2 separate regions of the Homo sapiens genome follow, and region 2 is linked to region 1. The links are chromatin contacts, found by Hi-C or POLR2A ChIA-PET in ENCODE. All regions are on one chromosome and are shown on one strand. The core of a region is the stretch at or near the end of the contact, and the rest is flanking DNA. Distances in the headings are between cores, read along the strand shown. Region 1 holds the start of PCAT29 (prostate cancer associated transcript 29). Region 2 has its middle 66 kb from the start of TLE3.

Region 1 (7,896 bases), core at 3,605-6,104:
ATATTTCACAGTCACTCAGAATCATCATGTGGACAAGTCACTTTATCTCCCTGAGCCTCGGCTTCCTCATTTGTGAAATGGGAATAATGACTGCCTATCTGATGGAGCAGTTGTGAAAATGAACATGCAGAATGTGCTTGGTAAGTGGTGGTTCCCCCCATTCCCCCACCACCATTGCAGTCCAACAATGCGGCTTCATCAAGAATCAAATCCAAGGAGAGGCCTTCAGGGATGTGTGCAACCATTTCCTCTGTGCCTGCAGGGAGAATGCTGGCCCAGCAGTGGAATATCCCAGGTGGATTCAAGGCCATGTCTGACCCTGATGATGTCCAGATATGAACTCTGAACCCTCCATGGGGGCTTGGTTTCTGTGCCTGATCCAGTTCTCTCTTTACAGCTTCCAAACAGTATGAGTTTCCTCTCTCCATCTTGTCTGTAAGCCCTAAGAGAATGGGGCTGTGGCATAAAGTGCCGTGCCCTCTCCCTGCCCCATAATAGCCTAGCAGAGGTCCTAATAAATATTTCACAGGATCTGAGTGCAGAGTGCTCACTTTACAGCTGGAGAAGCTCTGAAAGGAACATGATGTTCCTGCAGAGCCCGGACTTATAGCCAGGTCTCCTGACCCACTCCACAGCTCTTTCTGCTGCCCTGTTGAGCTCACATCAGAGTTGTCCTCTGCCTAGAATTCTTCCCAACCCCTCTGCTTGTCTGGATCTCATGTAGCCTCTGGGCCTCAGCTGAGCTCTTACAGCCATGACTCCCAACCTTGACTTGGTTGAATCAATCCCCCTATGCTTCATTCTTACATCATCTGGGGCAGAGATTTCTGGTTCCTTCCTGACATCCATGATTACCTTCTTCTTTTGTAATAACTCCTGATTTAACGAGGAAGAAACATGTACAGTTAAAAGACCACATTTCACAGCCTTCCTGGCAGCTAGGACGTTGCTGAGTAAGCCTTCCAGGAAATTGAGAAGGAGTCAACTCCTTTTTTTCTCTTTGCATTTTGTTCTTTAGACCTTTCCTTCATTTTACCCAGAACACAAATGTGATGGCTGGAGCTACAGCACCTATTTTGGGCTTGTGTGCTAAGGATATGATTGCAGAAAGATAGGAAACCCTGAGGACTTTGTGGGAGCCATCGTTCCCACCCTGGGCTGCCCATTTCTAGACTTGTTTTATGGAAGAGATAAAGCCTTCATTTGTTTTCATCACTATAGTGGATTTCTGTTACTGGCAACCAAACCCAATCCCAGTTGATAGGGGACTCCTTGTAGTTCTGTCATAGTTCATGATAATTATGGTCAGAATCATTTAATGCCTCCCTCACTAAACTGTGTGCTCCGTGAGAGCAGGGACCCCATCTGCCTTGTTTACTTCTGTATCCCCAGCAACCAAAACAGTGCCTGCCACTGTTAGTGCCAGTAAATGCTTAGTAAATCTTTTGGGGTGATTATATCCCAGTGAATACTTGGTGGTCTAGCAGAAGTCCTAAGGGATCATTTGAGGAAAAAGTGGCTCTGATAGTGGCCTTCATACTAATTGTGACAGGCTGCCCCAGCTGCTAGCAACTACCTTTCCTTTCCTGGTAAGTTGGCTCCTCGATATCATCATTTAAAAATCAAATTTTTGATGGAGTGTGGTGGCTCATGCCTATAATCCCAACACTTTGGGAAGCCGAGGTGGGAGGATCACTTGAGGCCGGGAGTTTGAGACCAGCCTAGGCAACATAGTGAGACCTTGTCTCTTATTAAAAAAAAATCAGCTGGGCATGGTGGCATGTGCCTATAGTCCCAGCTACTTGGGAGGCTGAGGTGGCAGGATTGTTTGAACCCAGGAGTTGGAAGCTATCGTGAGCTGTGATTGTGCCACTGCCCTCCAATCTGGGCAACAGAGAGAGAGACCCTATCATACACAAAAAATAAAATAAAATAAAAATAAAATTTAAAAAACAGAATTTTAATTTTTTCCAATATGAAAGTCTCTTTCAGGATATTCTTTTATAACCTCACTACCTATAATAGCTGCTTAAAAATACACAAAGAACAAGTAGAACACACAGGAAAACCAACTTTTTTCTTTTCACTCTCAGTTCTATGCAGTTGCTTTTTTCACATAGGCCCACATAAAAACTTGCATCAACCCCCACTCTAATATCATACTAGAATTTTCCCACTTATTAAAAAGTTGGACTGAGTGATAATTTTTAGTGGAGAGACTGCAACTTGTTTCCCATCGAGGAGAATTACTTGGCCTGTTCCCTCTTCATTTTGTACTTTTTGTTTGAACGATGCTATCATGAACCTCTCTTTGTGCCCAAAGCTTTTTCTGTACTTAGGATTATTTTCTTAGATAGATTCTCAAAGTGGAATTATTTGATCAAGGGAGGTATACATGTTCCAGTGTCATTTTGCAAAACAGGAATCAATGCACAATTAAGGGAATCTTAAGGGAGAGACCCACTCATTTTTTCTTTTTCTTTGGGCTCAGTTTCCCTAGCTGTAAAACTGAGCAGGTCCAAACATAGAGAGCTCTAGCTTCCCTTACAGGTTCGAAGTTCTGCTGATGGTTCAGGAATGAGGCTTCTGAGATCTTTCAGGGCACAAAGTCGTAAGACGACCTGGGTTTGTCAGCCATTGCCTCTGGTTCACCCTCTTAAAAGCTGACCTTCACCATGGGGAAGTGGGTCATTGGAGCCTCCAAGCTGTCTTCCTGTGTTTTCCTCACAATAATACTCCTTCCCCAGCTGCCAGCAAGCTTATGCTCTAGTGCAACCCTAACCCTTCTAGAGAGGGTGGAAAGCTTCATATCCTAGAGTCTGAGGGATGTGAAGTTGGGGATTCACCTTTGAAAGCAGTAGCAAGAAGAGGGCAATGCTTAACCCAAAGGGACACCTTGAAACTAGAACATCAGACCCCACTGCAGGCCACTGAGGGACCTCAGCCCACATGGCACGTAAACTACTCGTGCACAGCTGGAGATACCATTTATGCTCTGTGGCGAGGCTTCTCGGCCTTCTCCTCCGTAAGATCATATTACTGCACTTATTTTCATCTCAGTGACCTGCCAGACTGTGAGCTCCTTGAGGACAGTGATTCCTCTGATGTGTCTGCATCTGAGACACAGCAGGTGCTCACTACTTATTTTAAGTGAGCAAGAGAAGGGAGATGCCCCGATGTGATGGGAAGAATTCATGGCGAGATGGGGAGGAGAGCCAGAGCTCAGACAGGAAAGAGTGGGAGGGAACAGCTGACGGTGGGAAAAGTCCTGGGATGCTCCTTTCTCTGATTCAAGACAACATAAACTGAACCAACTCCCAGTCCCTGCAGCCTGGCCCTTCTTGTGTGTGCAGCTTGTAGGCCCTGAGGTGGATGTTTAGGGAATGAGTCCTCAAAGCATATACGTTGGCAAGGGTGGCAGAGCGCTGTGGGAGAAGGAGAAGCATGTGCAGAAAGAGGAGGCCAGGGGACCTTATGGCTCCTTTGTCCATCCACAAAGCATTAGTTTATTTATTCACTCATTTTTTCATCCAATATTTTTTAGCATCTGCTATGTATTATGTTCTGTGTTAGGTGCTGGGTGTTCAAGGAGGTAAATGAGAGCTGTGGTCCCTGCAAAGGCCAAGAGCACTCTGAGGAAACATCAGTACCTGGGGAGGCAGTGTGTGGTACCCAGCGGAGTGTGTGATGGGTGATGGGCATGGGCGGAACACTCACACAGAAGTGGCAGCGTGCCACAGGGGTGGCTGCAGGGGTGGCCATGCCTGGGGAAACGCGACTGCCTGGTTTGTCAGTGGGCCCTGTAGGACAGCAGTGAGGCACCTCCCAGGCAGCTCTGCAAGTGGCACTCCAAAGGAGAGCTGGAGAATAGAGGAGGGAAAAATGGGAATTCCTTGAGTCATAATTGGGTAGAGCTTTAGAAGGGGTTGAAGGTCATAAGTGGGAAACATGAGCCTAGAAAATATTGCTTACACATGAAAAAATGGCAGGCAGGATCAAACAGCAAATTGCAACCTGACATGCATGCTAGGGTCATGTCTGTGAAAATTCTACCTTTGGGAGGTAATGTGCCAAAAGAAAAAAAAAAAGAGACAAGAGAGAAGACTGTTGATTGAATGATGGGGGTAAGCTTATGGGTGATTTGTTAGATGGTTTTAAATGTTTAATCTTATTATGTAGTAGCTATAATCTTATCATTACAGTAGTAATACTAAAATTGAGGAGTAGAACAATGATAGAGTTTGGGGGGATGAGAGATGTTTTCTTGAGATTCATTTCACATAGTAAAAGAAAACCCAATAAAAGTAAGATGGAATGAATCCCCTCTACATCTTCTTCTGTGACTGGGTCAGGCAGCTGTGAGCAGCTAAGAGAAGCCCTGATCTTACAGGTGATTCAGCTCCACTTCCACTTCTTTTTGGGACTCACTGGGGATTATTTGTTTCTCTTAATGGGCAACAATTAGCTAATACCCCACCACTACAAGCAAAGTAAAAACTGGGCCTGTGTTAACAGTTCTCTTTTTGATGGGGTCATTGGTGTAACAGATAACTTCTAGCTGCATTAGGACTGGTAGCACATCAACATTGCCTCTCTGTTGTGAAAGGAAAATAGAAACGGCTAAGTCAACCATATATAAAGGCTTATATTTGCTCTTCAAAAGTTTTTTTTTTTTTTCAACATATCTTTGCTGGGGTTGGGCCATAGCTTGATGGGTATTTGTTGAATGACTAATTATTGACTTATAGGCTAACAGCCTCCTTTGAAGTAGGCTGAGCAAACAAACCATTAAGTGGAACATGGTGTCTAGGTTACACAGCTCACTCATCTGCTAATCACTGGGGCACACTGCTGGTTATTATTACCTGAGACCCTGAAAGGAAGCACTAAAGAAATGAAGACAGAGGAATACCAGGAGAGAAAGGAGGTCCAGTTAGACCTAAAGGTGGGCAAGAAGAAGAAGAAGAGGTGAGATCCTCAGTATTGAACAAGTACAGTGCAGCACATAGGTGATGTCTTAATAGGGGTCTTGGTCAATAATTGTTTGGTTGCAAGAAATAGAAGTATTATAAATTTAACTCTCAGTAATAACAATGATTTCGTTGGAAGGCTATGAGGAATCTCACCGACTTCAAGGGCAGGGATGACAACCAGACCCGTGAGAGGCTCAGAGACTTTCCTAGCTTCTTGCCTGTGTTTCTCTGGGTGTTTTTTTTTTTTTTTTTTTCATCTCAGCTTATCTCAGTAGCTTTGTTTCATTCTTTTCTCTGCAGACTGGCTTTCTCTGTTTTGCCTTTTCTTTTTCTCCTTCTTTCTTTCCTTCCTTCTCTCTCTCTTTCTTTCTTTTTTTTTTTTTTTTTTTTTTTTTTTGACAGAGTTTTGCTCTTGTTGCCCAGGCTGGAGTGCAATGGCACAATCTTGGCTCAGCGCAACCTCTGTCTCGTGGGTTCCAAGCGATTCTCCTGCCTCAGCCTCCGGAGTAGCTGGGATTACAGGCATGCACTACCATGCCCGGCTAATTTTGTATTTTTGGTAGAGACGGAGTTTCTCCATGCTGGTAAGGCTGGTCTCGAACTCCCGACCTCAGGTGATCCACCCGTTTGGGCCTCCCAAAGTGCTGGGACTGCAGGCATGAGCCACCACACCCGGCTGTTCTGCCTTTTCTAGGTTTTAACTTGTTCACTTAAACTTGGACATGATCTCTCAGGTTATGGGCCCAATACCAAGAATCTAAGTCCAGAGACCCAGGAGACAGAATCTGATTGGTCAATGGCTAGCCAATGGGGTGCCTCCCCTCAGTCAGGAGTCCATTGCTGTTCCAACAGCTGCAGCCAGGGAGAGGTACGTGAATGTGGATAAACATGGTGGCAGGGACAGTTCCTGTGGGTGGTCAGAAAAGGAGGCACTGACTGAGCAGGCAGCACATTGGCTAACATGTCTGCTGTGGGGAAAACTGGAATGACTTGGCTGTTGGATAAAATACTCAACCACATGTAGAAAATGCCCACCATGTATTTTTAAAAATGAATAGCTTCTGAAGGTTGGAGTCCAGGCTGCCATAAGGGTCTACATAACACTTGATTTCCAAGGAGTTTCCCCCTCGTTTTCCAAGTCTTTGGAGAGAGCAGTTAGTAGAAAATGTTAATGGCCAATTTTAGCAAATGACCATTTTGGTACTCCCAGGCCACTAGGGCTGGCTAGAGCTAATTTTTAGAATGCCCCCTTGATGATCCTGGCAACTTGTTTCATATTGACCTGGAGACACGGCATGGGCCCAGATCCAAATGTACTGCTAAGCCTACATTTGCTGTACTTGTGGGCAAGGAAAAGCCACCCCAATTACTCCATGTGGATTTCTCGTCTCAGAATATTCCATGGCTTGTCTGGTCTCACTGCAGAACTGCGGGGTGTGGTTGGGCAGGTTGCACACGACTGTGCTCATGACTCCCCTTAGACTCACACGGGAGCCTTGATTCCACGCTGGTTGCACGGTTTCATTTCTGTGCCTCCAGGTTCTCCCTCTGGACTGTGAGCTCTGGGATGCAAGAGATGCGACTTCCTCTTCTATTGCTTGCCCAAGGGGCTTGTGTAGGCCTGGCCACTCGTTTCTCTCCCCGTTCCTTCTGTCCCTCCGAGAAGACACTCAGACCCTGCCACCCATCCTCACACCGGATGTGAATGGAGGTCACTGCAGTCCCTCTCCTGGGCTACGCTTTAGGGCCCACTCTCATGGTGGCAGAGTCAATGTTGGCATCTGTTAAAGGGACCTCAGCCCAGTGGGCGGGGAGAGTGCTTTCCTGCAGAGCGGGTTGTGCTCAGTTGTGAACTCACAGCCAGCGCTGGTGAGACAAGCTCCAAGGCAGAGGCTAGTTTTCTCGGTCTTCCTCATGAACACGTGGTGGCTGCATTAGCTTATCCACAGGGTCCTCCTACTCTAAGCTTCTGGTCCCAATCAGTAAGCGACTGGCCCCTACTAGACCCCCACCTACTGGGTATTTGACTGATGGATGGAGTCACCATCTGTCTGCTTGGGCACCTGGAGCCCCTGAGCTCCAGTCCCTGCAAGCCTTTCCCTGCAGAGCCCAACCGCAGGGTTTGGCTGATAGCCTGGAACTGCCTCACCATCATTTTTCACTGGCCCCACCCCAAAGGACAGCCTCCCCAAGTAACCTTTTTCAATTGCTCCAACTTCCCTGGAGTGTTGACTTAGCCAGAGAGCACGCTCCCTCTCTAACCTCGGTGTGTTTGCTCAGCGGAGGAGCGGGCATTAGGTCCGCTTGACTCCATGAGCACACAGGTTCCTCTGTCTTTACAGGAGCGTCCCACGGAGGGGGTGCGGCGGGGGGCAGGGGAGACTGAGGAGGGAGGCGCAGCTTCCTGTTCTGCTGCCGGTTATCACAGGCTGTTCTAATGCTGCTCAAACAATATTGAGAATAACCCCGGCTCAATAGCACCAGTGTTAGGCTGCAAAGTCAATATTGGCTGAGCAAACACAGCAAATAAGGAGTTGCTATTTGCGTAGCTATGAGTACTTGTGTGCTCCGGCTGCCTCGACAGGGCCCTTGGAAATGAATGGGAAGGAGGAGGGTGTCTGGAGGTGGAGTGGGTTCCTGAGAGGGGATAGGCCAGGGTTTCTCACCTTGGCATTGTTAACAATTGGGGCCGGATGGTTCTTTGTTGTGGGGGAATATCCTCTGCGTTGTAGGATGTTTAGCAGCAGCCCTGGCCTCTGCCCTCTAGATGCCAGTAGCACCCGCTCCTGATTGTCCAGAGAAACCAAAATGTCTCTTGACATTGCCACATGTCCCCTGGGAAAGGACAGAGGGCAAAACCTCCCCCTGCTGAGACACACTAGGCTAGGTGCAGGACAAGGCTGAGGAGCAGACGGGCTAGAAA
Region 2 (7,896 bases), core at 3,774-6,273, 570 kb after region 1:
ACTGCAACTAGGAGGCATTTGATAAGAACAAGCTAGTGAATGAAGGAAGAAAAAGTGTAAATAGCTAAAGCAAATATAATAGGGGCCCTAAACCAAATAATCTCAAAGCTCTGGGCAAAGGAGAGTTAATCTCTCCAACCCTTGTTTTCCTTATCTGCAAAATAGAGATAATAAATATTTACCACCAGGGCCGTCTTGAGGACTAAGTAGAAGAATAGAGGGAAAGCTCAGAGCCCAGAGGTTGGAGTATATTAAGTGCCCCCAGGGTAAGGGGGCTGTCCTGCTCATCACCTCATGACTTGTCTGTGGGAGATTAACAGAACCTAGTGCCTGGTATACAGAAGATGCTTAATAAATGCCCATTGCCTACAGTGAGAGTCATGTGCCAGGGCTGACTCACTCAGAAGTCTGCATGACTCAGTGGAAGGTCAGGCCTGAAGGTCATGGGGTGAATAAAGGAGGAGATGCAGCCAGTCCAGAGCCCCATGAGGTCCTCATCCAGACACTGGGAAGAGGGTGTATTTCTAAGAGCCACCATGAAGTCGAAAGAGGGCAAGGTTTGTCCTCAGACTGACCTGGGTTCAAGTTGTAGCTTTGCCATTCACAAGCTGTGTGATCTCGGGCAAGTTACTTAGCTTCTCTGAGTGTCAGTTTTCCCCTCTGTAAAATGAGGGTGGATAATGCCCACCTCTCAGGATTCCTGGGAAGATTATATGAGGGTTTGTGTGCACTTCCTTGCCCTTCTCTGCTTCTCTGCTCACAAAATTGAGAATAAGGGGCCATTGGCACGTTGTACCGGGAAGACTCCCTGGAGGAGACTCTGCCTTGGCTCTGAGGAGGCCAGGGGAGGCAGAGTGCTGGACTGCAAAGCTCCTTCTCACGAGGGCATCTCTGTGTCACTGTGCAGTGGGACAGACGGCTACCCCATCAGGCTGCCTCTAAAAATAACCTCCCCTCTTGCTGACAGCACTGGCGCTTGCTCAGGGCTTCCTCTTGGCAGTGCCCCTGCCCTGGCCCGGTTCTGTTTATGGCTCTGCGTGGGGTTTCTGTAGAGCAGCTCCAGCAGAACCAGAGACCTGGGAAAAGGGGGCAGTGCTTCTCGGAGGAGGGAGGGTATAGGCTGAGGACGAACTGGACCAAGCCCAAGGGTCCCCTGCTAATGCAATCTGAATCTCACACCTGGTATCACGGGGGCTTGAAGGAAGAGGCTCCTTGGTGGCAGGGTGGTCCATAGGGCCTGCCAGCAACCTCTGAGCCTGCAGGCTCCTCCTTCCTGGCATGGCCATCCAGCCAAGGAAAAGCCCTCCTGAGCGACGCAGCGAGGCAGGTGGGGGGCGGAGAGGTGGCCACGCGCTGTCCTTGGGCATTCGCAAGTGCTTTCCTATCCATGATCTTACCTGGCCTTGACACCTCCCCAGTCACCTGGGACAGGGGGACTGTGCCTTGAAACGTCTTGCTAATCCTCTGCCGGGCAAGGTGTCTGGCACACAGTAGGTGTTCAGGGAACACAAACTGAATGAATGGATGAAAGCAGGCTTCGTGCCTGCACAGAGCTCATTCTAATGTGTGTCCAAATTCTTACTGGCCTTGGGGCTTTTAGGAAAGTGACTTCCCCTCTCCGAGTCTCATCTTCTTCATTTAAAAGACGGGCATAGTCCAGGTCTCCACTTCTGAATGAACCCCTCTGCACCCCTGCCTCCAGTAATTCCCATGTGGGAGGCTGCAAGGAGGAAAAATAGGCAGAGTGATCCCTGTGGAGCACCAGGCTCCATGCGGGCTTGTCCCAAAGACTAGCTAGCCCCTCTCCTGGCCTACCCTGCCTGGCTACAGGGCTCATTAGCTTCATTTTGAGGATTAGGAACCAAAGCTCTGGGCACCAAGTGACTTGCTCAGGGTCACACAGACAGTAGTGGGGAGCTAAAATATTGAGCCCTGAGTCTCCTGACCCCAATGCTATACCTGTTTTATTTCTGGGTGAGGAAGAGGAATGTTGAGAAAGAGAGAGAGAGTGTGTGTGTGTGTGTGTGAGAGAGAGAGAAAGAGAGAGAGGGACAGAGAGAGAGAGAGAGAGAGAGTGTGAGTGTGTGAGAGTGTGTGTGTGTGTGTGTGTGTGTGTGTGTGTGGTGGTGGTGATGGTGGGAGAGAGGGCGTGAATAAGAGAAGAGGGAGGATGAAAGACCAAGTAGGCTGGAAGAATGACCGAGACCCAGGCCCTGATTGGTTTCAGATGCCTTTGGGGAGGGTGGGTTGAGAGATGGATCAGCCCTGCTGGGGTTGGGTTGGGCTGAAAGCCACAACCAGAAGCAACGCAGCTCTGGATGGGTCAGGCCTTCTCTCTGGAGAGTGGGATCTCACACTTGCCCCCCAAGCTTTAGTTTTCTCTACACCCCACAGAGCAGGGTGCTTAAGAGCACTGGCTTGGGGGTCAAATGGATCCGGATTTAAAACCTTGTGTAGCCACCTACTAACTGGGGGAAAATCACTTAGCCCCTTGGGGCATCATTGCACCTTCTGAGGTTTGGTCAACACTATGAGGGTGGGGGACTCCTGAGAACTCTCTCACGGGGTTGATGTGAACCATGGGAAGTGAGGCTACACATGGACGGCATTTAGCACAGTGGGGACATGTCATGAGGATTATCAGTGATAGGTATCATGCGATTATTGCGGGGACAATATGAGACATGAATGTGAACATCAGGGCACAGCGCCTAGCACCCGGTAGTGCTCAATTTATTAATTCTATTGAGGACCATAGCCTCAGCCACATGTGGAGCTGACAGGGGTCCTTCTCTTCCTGGAGTGGGCTTCCAGGCAGCTGCCCGGAGGACAATAGGCTGTGAGTGAACCATGCAGGTTCATTCTCAGCACCCCCACCACCCCAGTCCTGCCAGCTCTGAGGTACAGCACTCCTCTATATGCTGGATTCGGAGCACTTGATGGGAGCACTGGAAACATCTAAGGAGGAAAAGGAAAAAGTGAAGCTGGTAATCAGCTGCTGAGGATGCTGGGAAAGTCTCTCCTCAGCTCCTCTCGGGGCTCAGGTTGCTGAGGAACCAGCCCCGGAGGTCAGGCCTGGCTCAATCTCTCCTTTCATTAATGCAGTTTCCACTGGCTGTTTCCACACTGGAGTTTTCATGCCAGGTTCTCTGCTTCCTCTGGGAGATAACAGGCAGTGTGGGAGAAATGGCTGTGGCTCTGGATTCAAATCGCAGCCCTGACACCTACTAAATGTATCTTCTTGGGCAAGTCACCTAGCCTCTTGGAGCCCTGGTTTTCTCATTTGTGACAAGGCATCCCTGGTGGCATTGTTGTGTCAATTAAAGCAGAGTGTTTACATTGTACCAGGCCCACACTGAGGGTTCAGCAAGTCTTAGGTTTTGTTTCCCCTGCCTGGTTCTTAGCCTCACTGAAAAAGGAAAAAGAGAGGCTTATCCTCACAGAGATTGAAGGAGAGTGGGTGCTGGGCGACCAAGAGCTAGGGACCCAGGAGAGAGAAAAATGCACACCCAAGAGATGGCAAAGGGGCCCCTTCTGATGACGAGCTAGGGGCTCTACTATCCTACTGGGGTCTGGCCCACCCTCGTTACTATGGGTTTCTGGTTGCAGGAGACCTTAGAGGGGCTGATCCTGCCCCCATCTTCCCCACCCACACACCAAGGAAGGCTGGTTGTGGATAACTGAAATCCCAGAGTCTGCTTCTGCCATGCTCTTGAGGCTGAGGAATGGGCTCAGACAGGTGGGATCCCTGTTACTACATCAGCACTAAGACAAAGGGACAAGCTCTGGACCAAGAATTAGGAGGCTGGCTCAGGGCTAGTTATTTTTCTGGGTCTTGGATTCCCCATCTGGGAAACATGGAACCAACAGTATCTATCTGCTTGGACTACCATGCAAGTCTGCACATGATCTAACTCCAAAGGAGTTGGTCACCCAGATGTTCCTTTTGGGGCTCCTGGGGGCTTCCGGTGCGCTCTTGCACTCGCGCGCTCTCTCTCTCTGTCTCTCTCCCTGAGGTGAAGACATAAGAGGCAGCAGATGGCCAGGACCTTTGCTGTGGTCCCAGGAGCCCTCACTGGGTAAATAACACTGACTCCCAGTAAGCCTGGAAATTTCCATTCTTTAGGGAGAACATTAGTGAGCATAGTGCCAGCCACTATTTTAGTCACTTTTAACCCAGGCTGCCTGGCTCCAAAGACCACACTCTCTTGCCCACTACATGGTATTGCCTCTTGTGAAGCACACACATAATATTCAGTATGTGGCTCTGGAGTGGGACTGTGTATCAGTTAGCTATTGCTGTATAACAAGTAAGTCTAAAAACTAAGTGGTTTATTTTTCACAATTCTATAGGTTGTCTGGGCAGTGCCTCTGCTGCTTTCTGCTGGGCTCATTCGCTCAGCTGCATTCAGCAGGAGGGTGGGCTGGAAGGGCTGCTGGACTGGGGAATCCACCGTGGCTTGATGCACATGTTTGATGCTGGAGTGCCTCAGTTCTCCTCCAAGTGTCCTCTCACCCTCCAATAAGATAGACAAGCAGCCTTGGGGCAGCATCCCAAGGGCAAGAGCAGAAGCTGTCAGGCCTTTGGGGCCCAGGCTGCTGAACTTGCTGGTACCTTTCCATCACATCCTGTTAGTCATGGTGAGTCCAGATTGACTGGACGAGGGAAACAGATCCCACCTCTTGATGGAAGGAACCTCAAAGACATTGTGGACATATTTAATTTGCCACAAGATGCCTGGGTTTAACTCTCAGTTTGGACACTTGCTAGTTGTAAACTTGAGCTTTTCACTTAACCTGTCTGAACCTCAATCTCCTTCTCTGCAAAATGGGGACAATCCTAATCCCCCTTGTCAAGTTTTATGACGACTAAGTGAGAAAAGGGCATGAAGTGCTTTGCCCAGTACCTGAGACATAAGCGCCCATTGTGATTATATTAATAGACCCTGCTCTTACTCGTCCATGACCTCAGGGCAGAAAAGGACTTTGAGGAATTCAGAGAGGCCTGGTGCCCTGGCCAGCTGACAGCAGAGCCTGACAATTAGCTAGGTCTCCCGACTCCCCGTCCAGTGTTCTTTCTGCCACACAAGCTGCCACTCTTAGACTGAGCACAAAAGACAAATCTTCCAGTCTGGGGATGGCAGATCGATTTTCTCACCCTTGCTGGCTGTGATTGATTGGTGGTGCTGCCCTGAGTTCTGCAGTGAGAAAAGCTGTGAGGTCTGGCCCCAGCTCAGTGGGAAGGAGGGCCAGGATCGATCGGTGATGTTTGCCCTGGGTGCAGTCGCGGGGCGGGGGCACACACGCAGTTTGCTTGCCATTCCTGCTCTGGTCTTAGCTCTGACCTCACCCCTGTGGCTGTACTAGGTGCTGGGTGAACAACGTGCTCCAGGCCTTTCATGTCACAGAAGAGGACGCAAGGTCCGGACTGGTCAGGAGATTGGCCTCATGGTCACACAGCAGGATGTTTCCTGGTCAGTGACTTTCCCATGTTTCCATTCTTCCCAGATCCCTGGGGAGTCTGGACAAGTGTGTGTCTGGCTCCTGTGGCCTGAGTTTCCAATTCCCAACTAAGAAAGGTAGAGATTCCAGGGCTTTCTGCTCTGGCTCAGGCCTCAGGCAGGGGGTCCTTAAAGCACCAGCATGGGGAAAAAGGCTTCTCGGCTCTTTGTTTGGATTCAGACAGGGCATTTTCAAGTTTCTTGAGATCACAGTGGAGGCCAGCCAATTCTATTTTCACTCGAGGCTCAATCATCTCTTTCCCTGGTCTTCTGCACACACGGGCTGGCGTGAACTCAGATGCGGCAGGCCCACAATTAGGAGAGAGGGAGGAGTAGTTACTCAGGCGCTCAGGGCCAGCAGGTTTGGAGCACCCTTTCCGAGGCAAAGACATGACACAAATCTTCCCACTGCCCAGCCAATTCCTCCTCGTGTATCTGCCTGGGGTGACACTCAGACAAGGTCTGCACTCAGGCCCAGCCATTAAGGAATTCATTAATCAGAATCCTGTTTACAGCTCTCTGGCAAGCGATCATAATTTACTGGCTCAAGCCAGACCCTGGGCCTTCCTGCAAACTGCTGTGACATTTGGTAAAAATATCAGCTGGGGACTGGGCCAGGCCGGGAGGTGTGTATGCAATTCATGCTGACTTGTGAAACAGAGGTGCTGTGTGGGTCACAGGCACTAGGGAAGGCTGGAGGACAGGCTGTCACTGGTTCCAGGTGTCACCTTGGACAAGTCACTTCCCTGTCATCTCACATCTGTATTGCAAGAGGTTTGGAGTAAGTCAGATGGCAAGTCTGTCAGCCCACAGACTCGCCCCTTGTGCTCTGCACAGGATCCACTAGCATGGGTTTTTTTTTTTTTTTTTAAATAAAACAATAGAAAATGGAATCCCTTGCCAACATTTACAAACTGCAAATTTCACTTGAAAATCTAGATTTCTGGTACATGGGGAGTGTACTCCTATCTGGCAATGAGAGCCTGAAGCTGAGTATTTCCCGACATCTCCAGATGGGTCTGTGGTCTCAGGTTTGCCAAGGTTAGCAACGATCCCTGCTACAAGGCATGGGCCCAGGGCCTCCATGTACGGCCGTGCAGGTTGCACACTATTGTGGAGCCAAAAGGGGGCTGAATCCCTACAATCTGCTGGCATGCCGTGGGCACTCGTGGCGTTTACATCTCCAGAGGAAGGGGTCTTTTTTATAATTCTCACAATGGCCTTGTTTGGGCCAGCCATGGTCCTGCCTGGGCCCACAGTTCTGTAGTTTGCATTCCACAGAGGGCCAGGGTGGGGCTTCCCTAGCGCCACAGGCAGGGACACTGGCAGGCCATGGGCTGGGAGGCCTTGGGGAAATCTCTACTCTTCTCTGGGCCATAGTTTCCTCACTTAAAAAACAAGGGCATGCGCTAGCTGATCTCAGGGGCAATTCTAGCTGTAGAATATAATTCACCGGAGGGGAAGAGGTCATGGCCGGGGCACACGAGTGGGGAGCTGGGCTGTGTGGCTCCGCTCTGGGGAGAAGGCTCCAAAGCCTAACAGGAGCCAGCAATAGGGGCACAGCACAGACTGGGCACAGCCCTCCTGCCCCCAGCCTCATCTTTCAGTGCTCTTCAAGGCAAACTCTGGCCATCGGTGCTGGAAAAATTTATAATCTGGCCTTTTCCAGAAAAAGTTTATTGACCCCTGCCCTAGACCCACCAGTGCCCATGAAATTGGAGTTCGGATCAACTCAGCCCATTTTTCATATTTTACAAATGAAGGAAATGAGGCACAGAGAAGTTAAGCAACTTGTCCAAGGTCACACAGCTAGTGAGAGACAGAGTTAGCATCTGAATCTAGTGAGTCTGACTCTGGAAAAGCACTTTTCCAAAGTAGTGAGATTTCAAAGAACAAACCAATGCCCAGAGCACAGGCTAGAAAATGGACAATGTACGGCCCCTGTATTGGGCATTTTATTCCAAGGCACTTTCCTCCCTGGAATATATATTTTAGTTGATCATCAGAAGAGGGTTTATACAGGAGAGGGTATGTGTAATTAATGCTTTTTGTTTTTGAAGCTTTGAAGTGGGGCCATGAGATAGTCTAGTCTATGAGGCTCATTTGGAAAGTGGCTATTTGCACATGGCAGCCAGGGAGAGAAGGGTTCACTAAGTGACTGTCTAGGGCAGGGGGAATATTTAACCTATTTAGGAGAATGAATGGGATACAAGCACTCCTGAACCTATGTTTGTAGTTGATCCACAGTGTAGGTCCTTATAGAATATTGTTTGTTTCATGTTGATTGATGAATGGGTTTTATTTCCTCTATAAAAAAAAAATAAAAGAAAAGCATTCCTTGTAACAGGTCCTAAGGAATACCACTTAGGCGAACTTACTTAAAATCTGATACACC

What was found. A loop is a pair of places that touch in the nucleus more often than their neighbours do. ChIA-PET counts read pairs that join two places held with the same protein, here RNA polymerase II (POLR2A). Pooled maps may share reads with other maps.
Region 2: a map of heart left ventricle shows a loop between it and region 1 (2.7-fold over the local background). The contact joins the enhancer-like site here to the promoter of PCAT29 in region 1. A Hi-C loop is called at or near these places in 5 of 168 maps with a recorded cell type or tissue (Right ventricle myocardium inferior, cardiac septum, heart left ventricle and 1 more) and 4 of 50 pooled maps. POLR2A ChIA-PET finds 5 or more read pairs at or near these places in 1 of 52 experiments (GM10248).

The regions. Positions count from the first base shown.
Region 1 is chr15:69,587,346-69,595,241 of GRCh38, forward strand. It overlaps PCAT29 (prostate cancer associated transcript 29), which reads left to right and starts at 4,855. Exons shown (of 4, transcript NR_126438.1): 1 at 4,855-4,968.
Region 2 is chr15:70,160,073-70,167,968 of GRCh38, forward strand. No RefSeq gene overlaps it. Among named protein-coding and RNA genes, the nearest start is that of TLE3, 66 kb to the left of the region's middle. Within about 2 kb of position 5,024, at least 16 of the 41 ENCODE cell types and tissues checked have a DNase peak (open chromatin) inside an H3K27ac peak, as active enhancers do; they include heart left ventricle, where a contact is called at or near this core.